Linked DNA regions of Homo sapiens: region 2 is linked to region 1. A link is a loop called in an ENCODE intact Hi-C map of the cell type or tissue named here. Cell type or tissue: B cell. All regions are shown on one strand. Region 1 overlaps HAUS8 (HAUS augmin like complex subunit 8). Region 2 overlaps USHBP1 (USH1 protein network component harmonin binding protein 1).

Region 1 (5,000 bases):
CACGAGGTCAGGAGTTCGAGACCAGCCTGACCAACATGGAGAAACCCCGTCTCTACTAAAAATACAAAATTAGCTGGGTGTGGTGGCATGCGCCTGTAATCCCAGCTACTCCAGAGGCTGAGGCAGAATAGCTTGAACCCGGGAGGCAGAGGTTGCAGTGAGCCAAGATCGCACCACTGCATTCCAGACTGGGCGACAGAGCGAGGCTCTATCTCAAAAAAAAAAAAAAAAGCACAGAGCTTGGAGAGACTTCAGATCAGATAGCTAACACGTGGAGATTCCCAAAGGGTGGTATGCCCGAACAGGCCATGGAAGCTCTGTGCGCCTTCCCCCCATATCTCACTCTACACATCTCTTATCTTCTAAAAAAAAAAAAAAGAGACAGGATCTCACTGTCACTCAAGATGGAGTGCAGTGGCTCACTGCAGACTCAACCTCCTTGGCTCAAATGATCTTCCTGCCTCAGCCTCCCGAGTAGCTGGGACTATAAGCACTCACCACTACGCACAGCTATTTTTATTTTTTTGTAGAGGTAGGGTCTTGCTATGTTGCCCAGGCTGGCCTCAAACTCAGGCTCAAGCAATCTTCCCACCTTGACCTCCCAAAGTGCTGGGATTACAGGCCTAAGTCACCATGCCCAGCCACTTGGCTAATGAAAAAAAAAAAATTTCAGAGACGGGGTCTCGCCCATGCTAGTTTGGAACTCCTGGCCTCAAGCAATCCTCCCATTTCGACCTCCCAAATTGCTGGGATTTCAGGCATGAGCCACCACACTTGGCTCCATCTGTATCCTTTATAATATCCTTTATAATAAACTGGTAAACCTAAGTGTTTCCTTGAGTTCTGTGAGTCACTCCTGCAAATTAACTGAACCCAAAGAGGGGGGTCATGGGAATCCCAACTTGAACTTGGTTGGTCAGAAGTTCTAGAGGCAGAAGAGGGGCAGTCTTGGAGACTGAGCCCTCACCCTATAGGTTCTGATGCTATTTCCAGGTAGTGTGTCAGAATTGAATTGGAAGATACCCAGCTGGTGGCTGCTGCTTGCTGGTGGGGGAACCCTCAGAAGTCCTGTGTTGACTGTTGTTGAGTGGGAGAATAGGAAACACAGTTTGAGTTTTTCTACGAGCCAGCAATCCTCCTCCTGGGAGAAATAAAACCACGTCTACACAGAAAAATACACAAGAATGTTTACGGAGGCTTTATTCATAATCACCAAGACAGGAAACCAACTGACTGCCTGTCAATCAATGAACAGATGAACACAACGTGGTCCATCCACTTGATGGAATACTATTCGGCCATAAGAAGGAACCAGGCCGGGCATGGCGGCTCATGCCTGTAATCCCAGCATTTTGGGAGGCTGAGGCAGGTGGATCATTTGAGGCCAGGAGTTCGAGACCAGCCTGGCCAACATGCTGAAACCCTGTCTCTACTAAAAATACAAAAATTAGCCAGGTGGGGTGGCACACACCTGTAATCCCAGCTACTCGGGAGGCTGAGGAAGGAGAATGGCTTGAATCCAGAAGGCGGAGGTTGCAGTGAGCCGAGATCGCACTACTGCACTCCAGCCTGGGCAACAGAGCGAGACTCCATCTCAAAAAAAAAAAAAAAAGGAAGGAAGCACCTACATGCAATACATGCAACACAGAGGAACTTGAAAGGCACTCTGCTAAGTGTCAGGAGTCAGAGGCAAGGGCTACAAACTGTGATGCCACAGATATGACCTTCTAAAAAAGGCAAAAATGCAGATTCAGAAAGCCAATCTGTGGTTGCCTGGGGGTGGGAGAGGGGCTGGTCCTATCAGAGCACAAGGGGATTTAGGGATGACTCGTTCTGTAGCTTGATTATAGAGGCGGTTCCATGACTGTCTATGTCTGTCAAAACAGGCAAGACCCTATGCTGAAAAGGGGGATGCTGACTCCATGTAAATGACACCCTGATTTTTAAAATGGGGGGAAAAACAGAAAAGATCTAAAGGGCTAAAATGTTACAGCACGCAGACACACGGGGGCGCTGTAACCAAGTCTTGGCAACAACATGAAAATTTGGAGCGTGGAAGACTGTGACCCTTTGTTGAAAACTGCTCTGAGAAGAGTATCTGTTTGTGCAAAGGTATCCTCTTTTCTCAAGCCGAATCTTAAGTCACAGGGTCGAGAACCCACCAGCCACCCAGAGTGGAAGACAGGCAGTGGGAATTTGACTTAATTTTATCATAAACCAAGATTTGGAAAGCAGAGGGAAGAATCCAACCTTGACTTCACTGAAAGAAAATATATAATTGTATAATCTACTGATTGCTCCCACGAACTCTCACACAAAGCACGTTCTCACGTGGTTAAATATCTTTCATGCCATTACTTTCAATGGTTTCACGATATTTCATGGTTTGCCTACACAATAGTTCACTAAACTCTTACTCCAATTCGGAGTGATCGAAGGATGTCATTTTTCCCATAGTTTTTCTCTAAAAACCTGTTTTTTTATTTTATTCTTTTTTTTTTTTTTTTTTTTTTTTGAAGACACGGGTCAGGGTCTCGCTCTGTCGCCAAGGCTGGAGTGCAGTGGTTCAATCTTGGCTCACTGCAACCTCTGCCTCCCAGGTTCAAGCGATTCTCCTGCCTCAGCCTCCTGAGTAGCTGGGATTACAGGTGCACGCCACTGCATCCGGCTAATTTTTGTATTTTTAGTTGAGACGGGGTTTCGCCATGTTGGCCAGGCTGGTCTCGAACTCCTAGCCTCAAGTGATCCGCCCACCTCGGCCTCCCAAAGTAGCTGTTTTTAAATACCAGCCAGACACCAAGAACTGTGTGCTGGGCACTGGATAAGACAGCTTCAGAATCCAGAAAGCGAATTAACTGGGTTGAAAGGCAAGAACAGGCTGGGCGCCAGGGCTCACACTTGTAATCCCAACATTTTGGGAGGCCGAGGCGGGAGCATCACTTGAGCTCAGTAGCTCAAGATCAGCCTGGGCAACATAGGGAGACCCTGTCTCTACAAAAACGTTTAAAAATTAGCTGGTGTGGTAGCACACGCCTTTCGTCCCAGTTACTCAGAAGGCTCAGGTGGGAAGATGGCTTGAGCCTGGGAGGCTGAGGCTGCAGTGAGTCGTGATCACACTGCACTCCAGCCTGGGCAACAGAGAGAGACCTTGCCTCAAAAACAAAAAAAAAGGGTAAGAACGATACCATGTTTCAATGGAGATCACAGCTTCGTAAAAGAGATGCTTATAGCCATGAGCCGTCGATGACAGACTCACAACTGGCAGCATGAAGGGCTGATGGTCTCAAAAGCACCTGAGTGAAGATCCCAAAATGCTTCCTTCAGGACCAGGTTGTGACCACCTCCCATGACTAGTTTCGGAATTCCAGTTGCTCAGAACCTTGCTCAGAACTGCTGCAAATGGAAGCTGGGTGCGGCCTTACCTTTTGGGTTGTCTTCTTTTCATACTGCAGATACCGGGACTCAATCACTCTTCCACCTGTGGGGACACACTGTTGGTGCACAACAAAACTACAAAGGACCGAAGACCCCACACACCCAGACCCCACGCCCCGGAGACCCAGATGCCAGGGGCCCTCTCCACTCAGTGACCAGAACAGAGGAGGTCACCACTCCTCCTGCTCGCCTCTGATCACGTCCTTCGGCAGCCTCAAGCATGCATGGGACGCCTACTGTATGCAAGTCCCAAGCCATGTGTGGAGTCACAGAGTTCCTGAGGAAGTAAGATCAAGGAACACCCTCCAAGGTCAAAGCTGCAAGTGCACTCAGACAAGCGGGAGGGAAAGAAGAAAGAGCTTTCACTGACGGCCTCCAGGTGGCTTCCTCCTTCCTCCCATCTCGTGTGACCCCAATGGCCCCTTCCCCCGCCTGTGTGTCTAGGACTCACTCCTGGTACTACCTTTTACTCCCCCCGCCCCTTACTCAGTTTGGGACCCCCTGCCCTGAGACATGCCCAACACCCAGGCCCTCTTCAGACAGAGCCAAATCCCTAGTGACAGCCCAACCCCAGGTCCCCTTCCAGGGCTACTCCTGGGAGCGTGACTGTGGATGGAACAAATGCCACCTGTCACCCCAGCTTCTGGAGGTAGGGGTCTGAACTGGATCCGGTTAGTCCCATTCTGTCCCCCAGCCCTCTCCCGGACCCCTCCCTCAAAACTGTTCCTCCCACCTCCTACGCCAGGCCCAACCCTTGGTCTCAGCAGGTGACCTGTTTCCTCCTTCACTGGGAAGACAGAAGTGGCCCCAGGAGACCCTCCCGCCACCACATCCAGCCACCTCCAGTCCTGATGGCTGCATTCCCCCGGCCCTGTGAATGGACCTTTGTGCTCCCAGATAAAGCGCCCCCCATTCTGGGCGCTAAAGCCCAGCCCTCACTTCCAAAAGGAAATGCCCCGCAACTCCCACCTCCCTGCCTGAATCCCCACAGCTCCTCTCTCCACCAGATGCTGGAGGTCATTCTTCCTCCTACCTGCACTCTCTGCCTCCCCCCATTTCTCCCATCCCCTTGACAGCAAACACCCCAAGTTCTTTATTCACCAGCTCCCCTTTCTCTCCTTTCTCCTTCCCTTGAATCCCGCCCCCCACAATCCAGCTTGCAGACACACCACCGCACCAGAACACCTTTGGACAAGACCACCGTGACCTCCCTTGCTCCTGAGCCCAGCAGTCCATTCTCAGTCCTGGTCATCTGAACCACCAGGCACAACCACTGCTCGTTCCCTGCTTCCTGAAACCTTCCATCAGCCTCCAACTGCCCTTCAGGGCTGAGACAGGCTGGCGTGCTGGGTCCATGGGCTCAGGAAGCCTAAGTGCCTCCGGGAACCTTCTGGACCCTGTGCCACCAACAACTTGCCTCTAACCTTATCACTTTGTCACCTCTCACTTGCTCTATTCAGCCGCTCTGCCGCGTGGACCCCCTTGCTGTGCATCCCCCTGCAGGCACCTCCCTCTCTCAAGGCTCTGCTCAGTTCAGACCACAGCACACTTGTCTCTGCCTGCCA
Region 2 (5,000 bases), 190 kb after region 1:
GAGGCGGGAGGATTACCTGAGGTCAGGAGTTCGAGACCAGCCTGACCAACATGGTGAAACCCCGTCTCTACTAAAAAGACAAAGATTAGCAAGGTGTGGTGGTACGCACCTGTAGTTCCAGCTACTCAGGAGGCTGAGGCAGGAGAATCACTTGAACTGGGGAGGCGGAGGTTGCAGTGAGCCAAGATGGCACCACTGCACTCCAGCCTGGGTGACAGAGCAAGACTCTGTCTCAAAAAAAAAAAAAAAAAGAAAGAAAAAAGAAAAAAAAATCCACTTAGCTACATCTTGCTCTATAGGTGCCAGTCCCCACTTGCTCCTGAACCCCTCTTCTCCCCACTGCCCTCAGCTCTGGAAGCATGCAGACTCCCTTAGCAACCCTGAACTAAAATTGCCTTAAGTTAATTTCTGGGCCAGGCAAGGTGGCTCACACCTGTAATCCCAGCACTTTAGGAGGCCCAGTAGGGGGGATCATGAGGTCAGGAGTTCGAGACTAGCCTGGCCAACATGGTGAAACCCATCTCTACTAAAAATACAAAAATTAGCTGGCTATGGTGGCATACACCTGTAATCCCAGCTACTCAGGAGGCTGAGACATGAGTATCATTTGAACCCAGGAGGCAGAGGTTGCAGTGAGCTGAGATCTCACCACTGCACTCCAGCCTGGGCAACACAGCGAGATTCTGTCTCAAAAAAAAAAATTAATTTCTGAAGTGGGGAAGGTGCTCTCCAGTGAGGGTTCTGTGGATTGGGGCCATCCTCAGAAAGCCCACTCCCTCCCCAGCTGGTGACATCACTGGCAGGGTGCACTGACCTGTACTGCAAGGCCAGATGCAATGCTGTGGCCTCAGCCTCCCGCTGGCCTAGCTGCATGCTGAGGCCTTCACAGCGGCCCTTGTATCCCTGTAGCACAGCTGATAGCAGACGATTAAAGCATTTGAGCTTCTCAATGCTCCTGTTCCCGAAGGTGGGGAAGAGGGAAAGTCAGAGGCCTTCTAAGGCAGTCAGGCCTCAATTTCCACCCTTTCCCTCCCTCCTGTTGCAGCTTCAGACTCCTGGCTTTATAACTCAGTTGGAGGAGGTGCCTGTGCCCTTATGAGCTCAGCATTTGAGTCTCTTACCCCCGGAGTTGCTCCATCTGGGCTTCCATGATGTGCATCTCAGGACTGAGGGGCTGGTTGGGAAGAGACCCAAGGATCTGGGTGCTGGAATGGCTGCGGAGGCGCCGAAGCAGGGGGTGAGCCAGGGAGAAGGAGTCCTGCCAAGAAGAAGTGATATAACTGACCCCAATTGTCACCAAGAGCCTGGGATTGTAGGCATTTTGCAACCCCAAAGCTGTTGGATCCCATGACAAAGATTTGAGTCTCATTCCCCTGAAGGCTAAGGACATCAAGACCATGGGATTGAACTTCTCGCACTCACCTGAGTCTCCCAGGGTTCCCTGTCTGCCTCAGAGCTGCTAGAACCACTGCCTGAGCCACCTGCTTGGTTGTGGGAAAGATGTGGGCAGGGCTCCAGCCTCAAGAGGGAATCCTGCAGCTCTTGAACCTGGGAAAGATGAGGGGGACGTCAGGCCTAGGGGCTCAAACCAACCACCAGCCCTCTCTCCCCAAGGCCTGTTCTTGGGGAAGTGGCAAGAACCCTAGCTGGAAGGCAAGAGGCTTGGATACTTAGCCTGCCAAAAATCTCACTATCTGACCTTGGGAATGTTTCTCAGCTGCTGAGGATTTTATTTTTCCCAGCAGAAAAATGGGCCCCACTCTGGGGAAAAATGAATCCCTGGACTGGGCTCCAAAGTTTTTCTACCAGCCTAAGATGAGGGCTTCCCTCTCAATATCTCATTCAGCCACATGGCTTTTTTATTTTTATTTTTGAGATGGAGTCTTGCTCTGTTACCTAGGCTGGAGTGCAGTGGCACAGTCTCAGCTCACTGCAACCTCTGCCTCCCGGATTCAAGTGATTCTCCTGCTTCAGCCTCCCGAGTAGCTGGGATTACAGGCATCTGCCACCATGCCTGACAAATATTTGTATTTTCAGTAGAGATGGGGTTTCACCATGTTGACCAGGCTGGTCTTGAACTCCTGACCTCAAGTGATCTTCCTGACTCAGCCTCCCAAAGTGCTGGGATTACAGGCATGAGACAATGCACCCAGCAGCCACATGGCTTTAAATGCCACCTGTGTGCTAAGGATGCTCAAGTTTCTCCCTTCTGCCCTGCTGTCTCCTCTGAGCCCTGGACTCAGACATATAGCTGCTCCCTTGAGGACCCCACGTGGATGTCTCATGGACACTTGAGCTTATCAAGGGCTAAAGAGATCTGGTCACCCCCAGCCAAACCTGCCTACCCTGTAGCTCCTCCATCTCTCCCTTCTAGTCCAGCAGGTCCCAAAGCCTGAAGTTGTCCTTGACTTCTCTCTAGCCTTCACGCTCACACGTCAGTTCCATCTGCCACATCACCCAGAATCCGTCCGCATCTCTCCACTTCTACAACCTCCACCATCGTGCATGTCTGGACCAATGAAGTCGCCTCCTGGCTCTCCAGGAGTCCACCCTCACCTCCGCCACCAGAGGGCGCCTGTGAACACCTGCGTCGAGCATGCCCCTCCTCTGCTCAAAACCCTCCAGGGCTCTCACCTTAATCCAAGCAAAGCCCAAGCGTCTCCTTGCAGCCCACGAGGCCCTACGCGATCTGCATTTGTTCTCCCTCTGTTCTGTTCTGGCTCCCCACACTCTCCCTGTTGCCCCCTGTGTTCCAGCCACACTGGCCTCCTTCGGGTTTCTTGAACAGGCCAGTCATGCTGCCACTCCAGGGCCTACTCCCACCACCCTCAGTTTTCTTTCTTTTTCTTTCTTTCTTTCTTTCTTTTTTTTTTTTTTTTGAGAAAGAGTTTTCTTCTGTCGCCCAGGCTGGAGTGCAATGGCGGGATCTCGGCTCACTGCAAGCTCCGCCTCCCGGGTTCACGCCATTCTCCTGCCTCAGCCTCCGGAGTAGCTGGGACTACAGGCACCCGCCACCACGCCGGCTAATTTTTTGTATTTTTAGTAGAGACGGGTTTTCACCGTGTTAGCCAGGATGGTCTCGATCTCCTGACCTCGTGATCTGTGCCTCGGCCTCCCAAAGTGCTGGGATTACAGGCGTGAGCCACCGTGCCCAGCATTATTATTATTTTTTTTTTTTTTTGAGACAGAGTCTCACTCCGTCACCCAGGCTGGAGTGCAGTGGTGAAATCTCGGCTCACTGCAACCTCCACCTCCTGGGATCAGGCGATTCTCGTGCCTTAGCCTCCCTGGTAGCTGCAGAATTGTGTCAAGCAATTCTCCTGCCTCAGCCTCCAGAGTAGCTGGGATTGCAGGCACGTGCCACCACACCTGGCTAATTTTTGTATTTTTAGTAAAGACAAGGTTTCACCATGTTGGCCAGGCTGGTCTCTAACTCCTGGCCTCAAGGGAGCCACCCACCTCGGCCTCCCAAAGTGCTGGTGTAGATTACAGGCATGAGCCACTGCACCCAGCCAACCTGGCTGATTTTTTTTTTTTTTTTTTTGAGACAGAGTCTCACTCTGTCCCCCAGGTTGGAGTGCATTGGCACGATCTCAGCTGACTGCCATCTCCATCACCCGGGTTCAAGTGATTCTCCTGCTTCAGCCTCCTGAGTAGCTGGGATTACAGGCCTATGCCACCGCACCCGGCTAATTTTTTTTTGTATTTTTAGTAGAGATGGGGTTTGACCATGTTGGCCAAGCTGGCCTTGAACTCCTGACTTTGTGATCCACCCACCTCAGCCTCCCAAAGTGCTGGGATTACAGGTGTGAGCCACTGTGCCTGGCCAACCTGGCTGATTTTTAATTTTTTTGCAGAGGTGGCAGTCTTGCTGTGTTGCTGAGGCTGGTCTTGAACTCCTGGCCTCAAAGGATCCTCCTGCCTCCACCTCCCAAAGTGCTGGGATTATAGGTGTCAGCCACCACACCCAGCCTTAAAAGGTTTTTTGAATGAACAAATGAATGAATATTGCCTACATCAGGCCCACCTCCTCCCTCAGACAGAGAGCCACATGGGACTCAGGATGGCCCCACTCACCTCTTTCTGCAGCGTCTCCTTCTCAGCTCGGATGGCCTCCAGGGAGGCCTGCGTGCGGACCAGCTCATCCTCTCGGCTACTCAGGGCCAGCCGGAGCCAGGCATTCCTCTCGGCCAGGCGAGCTGCCTCTCGCTGGCAGCTCCCTGCCCCTTCCTGCTTCCCAAGGGAACCTGCTCCCCCTTCGCTTGTGCCTTCGAACTCCATCGGCCCAGAATGGCTGGGGGGCTGGTGGCGCCAGGCTGCAGCCGCTGCCTCCAGGGAGCTCAGAGTGTGCTGGAGGGTCTGAAACACATCGGGGGCCCCATTCCCAGGGGGCACAGTCTCCTTGTACTGTAGGGCTGCTTCTGGGGCTTGGTGGGCTTCCACTGCAGGTTTGTGGGGCACTTCGGGGGCTGAGGCCAGTTCCCTGCCAGAGCCCCCATCCATCTTCTTGTCAGTCCTGTGGACACCAACTCAGGCACTTGAGTCACTCCATGCTGGGCAAGGAATTCTTTTTTATTTTTTGAGACGGAGTCTCACTCTGTTGCCCAGCCTGGAGTGCAGTGGCGCGATCTCGGCTCACTGCAACCTCCACCTCCTGGGTTCAAGTGATTCTCCTGCCTCGGTCCCCCAAGTAGCTGGGATTACAGGCTCCCACCACCACGCCTGGCTAATTTTTGTATTTTTAGTAGAGACAGGGTTTCACCATGTTGGCTAGGCTGGTGTCAAACTCCTGACCTCAGGTGATCCGCCCAACTCGGCCTCCCAAAGTGCTGGGATTATAGGCATGAGCCACCATGCTCGGCCCTGGGCAGGGAATTCTGAGGGCTTAAACTTCATGGTCTTGGGGAGGTGTGAGCGGAGCAGGGAGTTGGCAAGAGCTGCGTGTTCTGGGACTGGCATCCCAGGGTGAGACTGGGAGGCTGTGAATTCAAGGAAGAGGC

The links. Hi-C counts contacts between places; a loop is a spot of excess contacts. Peaks named below come from ENCODE experiments on the same cell type or tissue, not always from the same donor. Only the 100,000 strongest peaks of a DNase experiment are listed, where the experiment ranks them.
Region 2: a loop joins it to region 1, with 18 times the contacts of the local background. A loop is called at or near these places in 17 of 110 quality-filtered maps.

Annotation. Positions count from the first base shown.
Region 1 is chr19:17,065,609-17,070,608 of GRCh38, forward strand. HAUS8 (HAUS augmin like complex subunit 8) reads right to left here. Exons shown (of 11, transcript NM_033417.2): 3 at 3,423-3,478. Among named protein-coding and RNA genes, the nearest start is that of HAUS8, 7.3 kb to the right of the region's middle. In B cell, CTCF peaks have their summits at 2,010 (motif pointing right) and 2,209; DNase peaks (open chromatin) are centred at 1,703 and 2,013; H3K4me3 peaks cover 328 bases; H3K27ac peaks cover 731 bases.
Region 2 is chr19:17,258,475-17,263,474 of GRCh38, forward strand. It overlaps USHBP1 (USH1 protein network component harmonin binding protein 1), which reads right to left. Exons shown (of 13, transcript NM_031941.4): 4 at 4,078-4,516; 5 at 1,423-1,548; 6 at 1,122-1,258; 7 at 815-955. Among named protein-coding and RNA genes, the nearest start is that of USHBP1, 3.8 kb to the right of the region's middle. RefSeq lists enhancers at 2,936-3,537, 3,744-4,301. In B cell, CTCF peaks have their summits at 2,559 (motif pointing right) and 2,759; DNase peaks (open chromatin) are centred at 1,287 and 2,577.